Linked DNA regions of Homo sapiens: region 1 is linked to region 2. A link is a contact called in ENCODE Hi-C or POLR2A ChIA-PET data. All regions are on one chromosome and are shown on one strand. The core of a region is the stretch at or near the end of the contact, and the rest is flanking DNA. Distances in the headings are between cores, read along the strand shown.

Evidence for each region. A loop is a pair of places that touch in the nucleus more often than their neighbours do. ChIA-PET counts read pairs that join two places held with the same protein, here RNA polymerase II (POLR2A). Pooled maps may share reads with other maps.
Region 1: a map of mammary epithelial cell shows a loop between it and region 2 (6-fold over the local background). The contact joins two enhancer-like sites. A Hi-C loop is called at or near these places in 3 of 168 maps with a recorded cell type or tissue (MCF 10A, PC-3 and mammary epithelial cell) and 2 of 50 pooled maps. POLR2A ChIA-PET finds 5 or more read pairs at or near these places in 5 of 52 experiments (A549, BJ, MCF 10A and 2 more).

What each region holds. Positions count from the first base shown.
Region 1 is chr12:63,974,514-63,980,838 of GRCh38, forward strand. The region is part of intron 1 of SRGAP1 (SLIT-ROBO Rho GTPase activating protein 1); the gene reads left to right. Among named protein-coding and RNA genes, the nearest start is that of SRGAP1, 130 kb to the left of the region's middle. Within about 2 kb of position 4,163, at least 5 of the 41 ENCODE cell types and tissues checked have a DNase peak (open chromatin) inside an H3K27ac peak, as active enhancers do; they include PC-3, PC-9 and mammary epithelial cell, where a contact is called at or near this core.
Region 2 is chr12:63,914,247-63,920,498 of GRCh38, forward strand. The region is part of intron 1 of SRGAP1 (SLIT-ROBO Rho GTPase activating protein 1); the gene reads left to right. Among named protein-coding and RNA genes, the nearest start is that of SRGAP1, 73 kb to the left of the region's middle. RefSeq lists an enhancer at 4,612-5,400. Within about 2 kb of position 4,630, at least 11 of the 41 ENCODE cell types and tissues checked have a DNase peak (open chromatin) inside an H3K27ac peak, as active enhancers do; they include PC-3, PC-9 and mammary epithelial cell, where a contact is called at or near this core.

The sequences.
Region 1 (6,325 bases), core at 2,913-5,412, 60 kb after region 2:
TTTTCTTTTAATTTTTATTTATTTTTTTCTTCTGGTCTTACTTTAATACAAAAAAGGATTTTATTATAATTCTGTTACCCCTTAGATATGCTAGTCACCTCTAGAGTTCTAAGATGAGCCTATGATTTTGAGCTTGGAATGAAAGCAACTTGATTTTATATTATGTTCGTTGTACTATTTTGTTTGCTTAAATTGCTGGTGATACCATAATTCTAAAGTAGAAAAAGACCTTAGGGAGTCATATTTTCCTTAAGACAGTGACCTGGAAAGTTACATTTGGTTCAGCCACCCTAAACTTCCTAGAAAATAACTCTTCTGGACTAGGGTATCAAGAATATCATTTTGAGTTTATTTAAGGCATGACATTTCCATTCCCTACATTTATGCAGCCTCCCAAATCCTACATGTCCAGAGCCAACCCCTCTGAAGCTATCTGTGATGATGACCCCCAAGTGGCCAGTGATCTTTCCTTCCTGAATGTCCCTTAAACTAAGTAGTCTGCACCATCATATCTAGAACTTGTATTTTTCTTTTTTTCATTATACATTTAATAATTGGCCAGCACAACACTTTACATAATGAGAAAGTATTTTCCTATTTCATCTGATTGAAAGCTTCCATCACCTTTGGAAGGGAAACATGGTAGTTATTAATGACCACTTCGCAGTTAAGGAAACATGAGCTCCAAAGAAATCGTCCCTTCTCCAGTGTTACACCTCCTCTGACTAGAAACAGTGTTCAGACACTCCGTATTCTGTACTGTGTTTGCCTTGGGCATAGGTTTTGCCTTCTGATTAAGCCTGTCAAGTCCTCAAGGACCCGTTCCTATAGGAACTCCACATTGCCGACTCCACTTACAACAAATTCAGTTGCTAATTCCCTCATATCCTAGAGGAGAGCTGTCCAAAAGCCATATTGGTCATTTTAGATTTTTTAGGAGTTACATTTTAAAAAGTAAAAAGAAACCATTGAATAAGTGAAATTAATTTTAAAATATTTTTATATAATACAATATATCCAAAATTTTATGATTGTAACATGAATTAATATACAGATGATTGAGACATTTTACGTTCTTTTTTTTCTCATAAGATTTCAGAATTTTGTGCGTGTTTTACACTCACAGCACACTTCTCTTCAGCCTAGCCACCTTGCAAGTACTCAGTGACACTTGCAGCTACATACTGGGCAGCACAGTGCTTAAGATTTCTCCACAATGTAGCTACAAATCAGCTTCTACTCCTTGATAACAGATTAAATGGAAATCATCATTAGTTCCACACCAGAAGACAGAAATGAGTGATTCATAAATAATTATAATAATAAGAGGCTTAGGGGAAAATATGGATACCATTCATTCTTGTGAGGGTTTTTGTTGTTTTTATTAATTTGTTTTGCCCTGTGATTCCTCATTCAAATGGGGAAACCATACAACTTACAAAGAAAACTCTATTTCATAAGGTGTCGGATGCTTAGCATTGCATTTATTATTCATTTGTATTCTCTTCTGAAACGTAAGTCTGATTATAAATCTTCCTTGTTTAAAATTGTTCAATTTTTGCCCACTGATGCTTCTAAGCATCCTCCATTGAGGTCCTGCTAGACCAACAAGATCCAAATATCCAGCCTAAACACAGGTATTTTTAGTAAGGACGCCAGGTGGTTTTTATCATCAAGCCAATTTGCAAAGCTGACCTGTGAAATAAAATCTGACTCCTTAGCATGCCACATGGGGTCCTTTCCAACCTAGTCTGTGACTAGACCTCCTACCCATCCAGAATTCAATTTCGGCAATTGAGAAGTACTTGTTATAACTCTCCTTCTCTCCTACTTCCTTCAGCCAGACTCCTGGTAAGTCAATCTCAGGGTCACCTCTTTGTGCCCTTGCCTTCTTGCCCAGCCATGGATATGTCCGCCCCAGACTCTCACTGCATCTTGACATTCTTACCTTGAGGCTGTGAAAGTCGCCCCCTCTCATTATCTGTCTGTGTTGCCTCTGCTTCCTCACTGAGAATGGGACTCATGACTTTCAGTCTATTATTTATGTCCACGAATAAGGAGCCTGGCACAAGAAAATATTCAATAAATATTTTTTAATGAAAGCTCGCTGGTGCTAGTAATAATAACATGTCCATCTGTTTCATAGTGGTTTACAGATTGCAGCATGCTTTTCACTTATATCATCTCATTTAATTCTCAGCACAGCCTTGTGAGGTGGGAAGTATTGTTTTATAAAATGAAATTCCGAGAGGTTGAGAGACTTGCCACATGTCACATGACTTGTATTAGGTGACACTGTAACTCCAATCTGGGTCCATCCTAACCTAGTCTGGGTCCTTTCTGACCTAGTCTGTGACTAGATCTCCTACCCATCCAGAATTCAATTTGGTAAATTGAATTAAGTAGCGTACATCCTGACGCTTCCTAATTTATGTGCAGAGTATAAGAGAAGCATAAATCTTGGGTTCAGATTTCTAGTGAAGTGGAGAAATTGCCTTTGTTTATTCAGTTGATTCACTTAAAAAAAAAAAAGCTCACTTTTATGGAATTTTTGCCTGCTCCAAATTTTTAGCCTAAAAAAGCTTATTATGCAAAATTTGCACCTGGTGTTTAGTTAATCAACAGTCACCAGGTTGTATAAATATTCACATGAGCTGTGAGCATGGGAATAATCAATAGAGCCCGTTGGCATCTCATTGCGTTGCTCTGAAAGACATTTCAGTGGCTCTCCCCTGTCATTTAGGAAAATCCCTTCTGTCCTTTGGATAGAGGTAATAATACATCTTAAGAGAATGTAGACCCCTTTGGTATCATAAGGAAATTCTGACCAAATGAGAATGTGAAATAACAGAGATGATTTGTGATACTTTAGAAATGTTATTATATTATTTGCTAGATGATCATGAGTATCACACCAGCGTATCAATTTTATGTCCTGGTCGTAGTCATTCAGTAATATATTAGAGAAACAGCCCAGTGTGGATCAATCTTTCCGTGAAATATGTATCAGTTTGTGGCTTCACACAAATTTATTTTAAGAGTTAGGGCTTCCCTTTCTGAGAGCAATAGCAAGACATTCCTTCATTTCGTCTGTTTCTAGGCAATTCCATTTTATTTGGCAAGTATTAGCAGATTTTTATAGCTGAGAGGAACCATTTTTTCTTTTTTTTTAACAAATTAATTGCAGCAGTTTGAAAAGCACACTCATTTTGTGCATTGTTCTTGTTGGATTATTGGTATTGATTCATTCCGTAGTGATGCTCTGGTAGAACAGAAATGAAATAATAGTCATTTAAAAAAAAACAGTAAATTTTAGCCTCCATTAAAACTGCCATTATGATTATTTAGTAGGTCTTGACCTAGATTTAAATAATGACTGCTTACAGCCTCCTCAGAGATCACATTTTTCCGCCTAAAAGTGGTTGTGCTGTTTTATGCAGTTTTGGGGCATTCATGGTGAAAAGTCTTTCCTAATATTCTATTAGGTAAATCTTTTCTATGCCATTAAGTGCCTTTGGGCTCATGAAATCCTTTTAAAGTGCTTGTCCCCATGTTGGACATTTGACAAAAAGTACCAAAAAGTACTGGGTGTGGAAATAGGAGTTTGTTGCTATTACTGCTATCATCATTATCAGAAAGGTATCAACAACCAACATTTCATGGAATTGTGATATAGCTATCTTTCAATGTATATAACAGCTGTGATGTATTTCACATATCACATGATTTATCATTTCAAAAATGCAATTCAGTGGCTTTTGGCATATGCCAGGTTTTGCGACCAGAGCCACAATCAATTTTTCATCATTTTTATTACCCTATAAAGAAACTTCGCACCCCTTAGCAGCCATTTTTCCCCAACCCTCCCAACTCTAGGCAACCCCTAATCTACTTTCTGTCTCTATAGATTAGTCTATTCTGGACCTTTCATAGGAATGAAATTATAGACTGTGGTTTTTTGTGAGTGGTTTCACTCACTAAAGTTATGTTTTCAAGGTTCATCCATGTTGTAAATAAGTACTTCATTCCTTTTTATGGCTAAACAGTATTGTGTTGTGTGGCTATATCACATTTTATCTCTTTATTAGTTGATACACATTTGAGCTGTTTTCACCTTTCAGCTATTATGAGCAATGCTGCTATTGCACACATTCACGTGCAAGTTTTTGTATGGAAATAGATTTTCATTTCTCTGGAATGTATACCTAGGAGCAGAATGGCTGAGTCATATGGTAACTCTAAGTGTAATCTTTTGAAGAACTGCCAGACTGTTTTCCAAAAGGACTGCATCATTTTACATTTCCACCAGCAATGTGTGAGTTCCAGTTTCTCCACATTGTCTTCCAACACTTTTTTTAAATCTTTTTGATTATAGCCATTCTAGTGAGTGTGAAGTGGCACCCCATTGTGCTTTTGATTTGCATCTCCCTGAAAGCTAATGATATTGAGCAACTTTTCATATGCTACTGGCCATTTGCCATTTGTATATCATCTTGGGAGAAATGTCTGTTGAGACCCTTTGACCTTTTTTTTTTTTTTTTTTTTTTTTGAGATGGAGTCTCTATCACCAGGCTGGAGTGCAGTGGCACGATCTTGGCTTACTGCAACCTCTGCCTGCCAGGTTCAAGCAATTCTCCTCCCTCAGCCTCCCGAGTAGCTGGGACTACAGGTGCACACCACCACGCCCAGCTAATTTTTGTATTTTTAGTAGAGATGGGGTTTCACCATGTTGTCCAGGATGGTCTCGATCTCTTGACCTCATAATCCACCTGCCTCGGCCTCCCAAAGTGCTGGGATTACAGGCGTGAGCCACCGCACCCAGCCTGTCCATTTTTAAAATTGAGATTTTGTTTTTATTGTTGAGTTGTAAGAGTTCTTTGTGTATTCTGTATACAAGTTCCTTATCAGACATATGATTTGTGAATATTTTCTCCCATCTATGGGTTGTCTTTTCACTTTCTTGGTGGTTACTGCCGTGTATCTTGTAACCTACTTACCCTTCAATGCATTATGTTTTCCACACTCTTCCAGTCTGAGTCAGTTTCTGCTCCTCTTTCCATAGCTTCCTGTTGCACTTCATTGTTATGGCAGTGAACAGAGTGTAAATGATTGGTTTAGGATTTGTCTTCCTAACAAGAAGGACCTGTGTCTTACAAACCTTTGTATCTCCAGTGCCTAGGACACTGCCTAACACAAAATGGAAACTCAATAATTGCTTGTTCACCTAAACTAAAATGAACCTTGAGTCTAAAAAAAATGATTCAGGTCAATACTAACCTAAAAACGCCTCTAAAAAGGGGTGGGAGCCTTAATAGACTGTCAGAGAATCTAGGGGTAGGAAGGAAGCTGCAATGTCTTATGCAGAAATAAGGCTCACAGTTTTTCTCAAACTCACCCCTTGCACTTACGCTTTCACCACTTCCAGCTTTAATGTTCTGTAGTTCCCATGATGACAGTGGTGCCTCTAGCTGCAGCCGCCTGCGGCCCCATGGCAGGATTCATGCAGTGTGGGGCCGAGTGCACCATGGGCTTCCTTGATTTGTTCTTTTTTGTTTGAGACAGGGTGTCACTCTGTTGTCCGGGCTGGAGTGCCAGTGGCGTGATCACAACTCCACTATTGCCTCAAGCTCTAGGGCTCAAGCGATCCTTGCACCTCAGCCTCCTGGGTAGTTGGGATTGCAGGCATGCACCACCACAACCAGCTAATTTCTAATTTTTTGTGTGGAGATAGGGTCTCCCTATCTTGCCCAGGCTGATTTCAAACATTTGAGCTCAAGCGATCTACCTGCCTTGGCCTCCCAAAGTGTTGGGATTACATCCATGAGCCAGTCTGCATGGCCCTTTGATCTGTTCCGAGCAGCAGACACAAATTTATGCGACCAATCATTTATTTTACTCTTTAAGGTAAATTCTTAAAATTCTTTAAATTCTTTGGTGCTGATTAAGGTGAGCACAAATCTAGTGAAGTCATATTAGGATAGCCATGCCATTTGTGCAGGGAGGTAACCACTGTACTGTGCAGCCTTATGATGCTGGGGCAGTATAAGGAATCCAAAGATTTTCTCTTCCTAACGAGATGTTTCTTTTTTTTTTTTTTTGAGATGGAGTCTCGCTGTGTTGCCCAGGCTAGAGTGCAGTGGTGCAATCTCTGCTCACTGCAACCTGCATCTGCTGGGTTCAAGCAATTCTCGGGACTCAGACTCCCGAGTAGCTGGGATTATAGGCGCATGCCACCACTCCCGGCTAATTTTTGTATTTTTAGTAGAGACAGGGTTTCACAATGTTGGCCTGGCTGGTCTCGAACTCCTGACCTCAAGAGATCCAC
Region 2 (6,252 bases), core at 3,380-5,879:
GAACCCGGCTCTTAATCACTTTTCCCTTCCAAATTCCAACCACAGTGCTTGGTATAAAATCAATGCTCAGTAAGTGTCATTGATTGAATGAACAAATGAATGGATTCTAGCTGCTTATCTGTTCCTTTTTGTTTTTAGTGACCTGATTATGGCTTGATTCATAAATTCACAGCTTATGGGTGTAAAATAGATCTAGAAGAATTAATTTCTGATGTCTCCCTATATCTACTACTACAATTTAATATTGTCAAGAATTATCTTTTTATGAAGATAATAAAATAATCTTTTTCCGTGTGAACAAAATGGGATTTGCATTTTTGTATGAATTACTTGTACCAATAAAAAGTCCTTGTATCACGTTGCCACTGATTTACGTTACTGTAATTCTGCTGCACAGGTTTGCCTTTCTTTGCAGGTTTGAATTTTGGTGTTTGTTTCTGAGCTGGTCCTCTCTTCCAAAAATAAGGCAGCTAACGGAAAACCCTACAAGTTTCTGTCTAAAAACCATTCCCTCTGATTCATTTACTATATTTTTTTCCGTACTTTTTTTTTTCTAAATATGTTCCCTATTCAGCTGACCTACGTAATTAGGACTTTGAAAAATCCCAGAAGAGCTCTATTTTGTAATTTACATTTGAATTATATATTTCAACAAAGCATCTAACCTTGCTGTGGAAGGATGTTAAGATTGTTTTTGAATATTGTATTTTAGCTTTCTCTGCTTATTGGACAATTGATACTTAAATTTTGTTTTAATCTACTCAGCATTTCAAGTTCTTTTTCTTCTTATATATTTTTGTAAGAAACCTCCATCATGAAATAATTTAGATATTTGAAATGTGAATAATGAAAGTAGAGTCAAATAAAAGTATATTTGCTTTAACTTTAGTAAAGAGGGGAAATATAAAAGTTGCATAAATTTAAAAATTAATCTGGAGATATTCCATGCTAAGGGCTTGTTAAATAAGCAACATGAAGAGCATCAATCAGGTTGGACATTTTTATTGTCAATGTTTAGTTACTTCCAGTGTAGATTAGTGTTTTTTGAAACAGAAGTAGGCAGGGCTAACTGCCATATGAATAATTTACTTTCAGGGAACCAGGAAACATAAAAGTATAAATAGTATTTCTAATGGACTGCCAAATGTTATAATCCAAATAAAAGCATTTCCAGAGGAACCAAAAGAATGGGGGCATTCTATTTGTATGGAATATAATTTGATAAAAAATTATGAGCAGATTGCATTCATAGAGAAATAAAATATGTGTGAGGGGAAAACAGCTAATAAAGAGGAGACAAAAGAGAATAAAAGCAGTGATCCACATTTTGAAGATTTTTAGCTGGAGACACTGAGTGATCATAGCAACCATCTCCAAGGAGACCTGTGGAAATGTGAAAAACGCTGAGGTCACACAGGCGTCCAGAGAAATTCCTTATTGATTAACAACTTCTAGATATGTCTTTCTCTCTTCACCTTCAATGCCTCCAACCTTTCAAACAGCATTTATTAGAAAGATAAAGGAAAACCAAATGTGATTTGCCCTGAAGAGAAAAAGTAACTCTCAGAACAGAAACTCAGCTCAAAACGTTTTGAGCAGCCTTTCACTAACCTTCAAAAGCTATTCAGAAACTTGGATATTAATGAAGTGAGAAGTCTCAAGGATGAAATAGAAGCCTTGGTCATAGGTGGTAGTATTGGTTATTGTTTTACTGAAAAAGAGGCAAGTTTAAATTCTAGGGCTTGGAAGCAAAATGCTCAGAAATGGTGTCTTTTCTTTTCTTTTCTTTTTTTTTTTTTTTTTTGAGATGGGGTCTCACTCTGTCACTCAGGCTGGAGTGCAGTGGTGTGATCATGGCTCATTGCAACCTCTGCCTCCCAGGCTAGAGCGATCCTCCCACCTCACCCTCTCGAGTAGCTGGGACCACAAGGCATGTGCCACCATGCCTGCCTGATTTTTCTAGAAATGAGGTTTCACCATGTTGCCCAGGCTGGTCTCAAATTCCTGAGCTCTAGGGATCTGCCCACCTTGACCTCCCAAAGTGCTGGGATTACAGGCATGAGCCACCATGCCCAGCCTGAAAGGTTGTTTTATAATTCCTTCATTACAAATCAGGCAGATCCCCACCAGTTTGAGACACCTTTAGGTGGGTGATGAGAAACTGTGTGCCATCTTTGAGGAGCATGATTTCCTTAGTTCATTCAGTTAGTAAACATTTATTACTTGTCTGCAGCAGCTCAGCCAGCTCTATACCAGACGCTGGGAAAACAAATGTCATCCGTGGTCTTGAGATGCTAAAAGTTTAAAGGGGAGATGGACAAAATAACTAAAACTGAAAGCAGTAATTACATACTGTAGGAAATGTGTGCAGAGTGTTCTAAGCATAGAGGGGCTGGAGGGAAATGACGGGGAACATTTGAATCAGGAAGAAATTCCAGAGGAAGTTGTGACTATGCTGAAAGCTGAGAAGGGGCATAAGGTGCCTAGGATGATATAAAAGTCATGAGATTTAAGAAAGGTCTGGGAATCGCATGCAGGCCAGTAGACTTAATGAGAAGTAGTTAGGGTGTGAAATGTGACAAAAATTAAGTACTCTTCTGCTCCACCCTCTATCCATTTATTTCTCCTTGATTAATTTTGGGGAAGTTGTGGTTTGGATCTGAGAGGAGAGTGTGCCATTTGATCAAAACCACGAGGCCAGATCATTTTCCAGTACCACCAAGGATCATTTGGCATGGGCTGCTGATTTCTGCTGTGGTCTCACCTTGCTCAGCAAGGTCAGATTGCATATAGATTTCATGTGTTCACTTTAAGGAATCTCACTTGTGAGATTTAGTCATATTGCAAGCTTTATATCTACCCCATGGGATATAACATATGGGATATGCTATTTAATGGCAGTTATGCAGATTAAATGAGCAAATATATGTACAACACTAATAATAAATACTGCCTGATACATAGTAAACACCGTATAAAGCGTTATTATTGTTATGATGAGTAATTATTATTCATCTGGGATTCTCCTGAGTCGTCGGAACCCCTGGGCTGTCCTTTGGACCTGGAGCCTGAGCAGAACTGGAAAAGACTCCCAGAAAGACCTAGGGCTCTCTAAGACAGTATGGTCCATTAGAGGTATGGATGCCTGGGTCTTGGCTAGAGTCCAGGGTGGAAAATATAGGTCAGTTCACTGAAAAGTTCATTTTTATTGTGAGTGTGTTGGGAGCAATGTGAGTCAACAGCACTGCGCAGTTGCTCCTTTTGAATTTGCTACCATAATTTTTGGAAGGGACTGCATGGGCTTCACAGCAGCGAAGGCCCTGGGTTTTACTACTATAAAATAAGTCATCATCTAGGATGTGAAAGAGCTTGCTTTCTGTTTTGTTTTAAAAGGATATATTATAGCTGATAGTGCAAATCTACTCTTAAGAATTTCTAATTACTATTTGAATATGGTCTCTATTTCAGAACCTGCTTAGGCCCAAATTTGAAAACAGTTTATAATGAACCTGCTTTCTGTAATTCTTGTACACACCAATTTCCCACCCTGCTTTCTGTAATTCTTGTACACACCAATTTCCCACGCTAGCTGTGAGAAGTTCATGGGATGATGTGTCTGTGTTGTTTATCCTACAGAAAACCGTGAATAAATGGCTGTTATTTTTGCTATTCTCGTCTTGCTGATTTCCTATGCTAGTGGCTAGCACAAATGCAAGATTATATTGTGCCATACTCACTGGAAGTTTGGTGGCTACAAGATTTCCCTAGCACATGGCCTTAGTCTGAGCAAACTGTAGCAACAACTATAGGATGCCCAATTGGTTCACATTTTAAAATTGGGTGTGGACAAAATCAGTCATAGTAAAACTGCGTAAAGAATGCAGATTGCTCAAAGCTATGTCCTTGAGCAATAAAAAGCCGCTTTTTATGAGGAAATTACACTGTCGTTGTGCAAGAATAATATTGTGCTGGACAAAGTGCTAAATTCTTTTTTTAATCATCACAACCCCTCCTCCCCCCATTACCCTGTTTTAGAGATGAGAAAACGGAAACCCAGTGAAGTTAAGCAACTCATTCAAGGTCACCCAGCTAAGAAGACTAATGAGAGCCTTGATTTGAACCTGGAAGTGTCTGACTTCAGGGTTCATGAACTAAGCCTTTTATGCTCTATTGCTTTCTCTCTTTTTTTAAGACAAGCCTCACTCTGTCACCCAGGTTGGAGTGCAGTAGTGCAGTCATGGTTCACTGCAGCCTCTGCCTCCCAGGCTCAAGTGACCCTCCCACATCAGTCTCCTGAGTAGCTGGAACTACAGTCATGTGCCACCATGCCCAGTTAATTTGTGTATTTTTTGTAGAGATGAAGTTTTACCATGTTGCCCCAGCTGGTCTCGAATCCCTGGGCTCAAGCAATCTGCCTACCTCGGTCTCCTAAAGTGCTGGGATTACAGGCGTGAGCCGTTGCACCAGCCAGTGCTCTATTGCTTTGTTTGCACTATCTAGGCCATTTGTTCATCCATTTATTCATTTATTCCATAAATATTTATTGTATATGCCGAGTACTCTTCTAGGCCTGGAAATACTGTGGTGAACAAGAATGTCAAAGACTCCACAGTTAGGGAGTTTGCATTCTAATGGGAGAGACTTAAAATAAACAAGGAAATGAGTGCATGAGTGTGAGTCAGTGTGTATGTATATATTCTTTGGGGAGTGACGTGTGCTATAAAGACAAATGAAGTTCAGAGAAGAGGTATGTTAGTTATTTCGTATTTTGGTTTTTTTGGGGAGGGGTGTTTTTTGTGTTTTTGTTTGTTTAGTTGGTTTTTAGAGACAGGATCTTGCTCTGTGGTGCAGGCTGGAGTGCAGTGGTGTAATCTCAGCTCACTGCAACCTCCGCCTCACGGATTGGAGTGATTCTCCCACCTCAGTCTCCTGGGACTGGAAGCTGGGACTACAGGCACACACCACTATGCCTGGCTACTTTCTGTATTTTTTGTAGAGACAGGGTTTCGCCATGTTGCCCAGGCTGATCTGGAACTCCTGGGCTCAAGTGATCCACCTGCCTTGGCCTCCCAAGGTGCTGTGATTACAGGTGTGAGCCACCATGCCTAGCCAATATTTTAATCGTTTTAACTTAACATTTAATATATATTTGTATATTAATGATCCACCTGCCTTGGCCTACCAAAGTGCTGGGATTACAGGTGTAAGCCACTGTGCCTGGCCAATATTTTAATTGTTTTAACTTAACATTACATATATATATATATATATATATACACATACACACACACACAACTATGTTTGAAAATTATAAAGGATAACAGTGTCATATGTATGACTTACCACCTAATCTACAAACAAAAGCCCTGCCAATTCTGTCGCACTTATCTGTGCTCTGCCCCATCCCATATACCTGCCTATCTTTTGAAGCAACTACTTCCTAATTTTTTTCTTTCTCTTGCCTTTTTTTAAAAAATGTTATTTATCCCTTAAAAATATGCTCATAAGTACTATACAGCTAATTTTGCTTGTTTGTTTTGATTTGTAAAAATAGTATAACTGTTTGACATTGTTGCATGTAGCTGTAGTTCATTCATTTTAAAAGCTGAATTATGTGTTGTTGGGTGAGTATGCAGAATCAATTGATTCATTGCCCTGTTGGTGGATATTTGGATTGTTTCCAGCTTTCTGCTATTTGAACAATGTTGCTGAACATTTTCATGTGTTCCTATTAACACACATATACAGGAGTTTCTCCATGGCCTATTGCTGGGAGTGGAATTGCATGGTTATTGGGTATGTCAGTGTTCAAGTTCACATGATACGACTGCATTGTTTTCCGAAGGAGCATCACCAGTTTACATTCCCACTCATAAGTGATTAAGAGCTCCAGCAGACCCACTTTTTATCAGCACGTGGTATTATAAAACATCTTAATTTTTGCCAGTCTGGTGGGTATAACATTGCATTGTGGTCTTCATTGACATTTCCTGATAACTATTGAGATATAGCCTCTGAAGAGGTGACTTGAGCAGAAACCTGAATGAAGTGAACGACCAAACCATGAATGACTGATGGGTGGAATGTTCCAAGGCAACAAAACACAGGCTGAAATTATCCTGAGATGTCCATGGAGTAGCAAGAGAGTCCTTGTGAATAAAGAGAAGTGAGCTGGAGATACAAGGTTGGGAAGGAGTGGAGAGGCTAGTTCTCCTAGAACCTGGGATGCCATGGTAAATACTGTACTTTAGA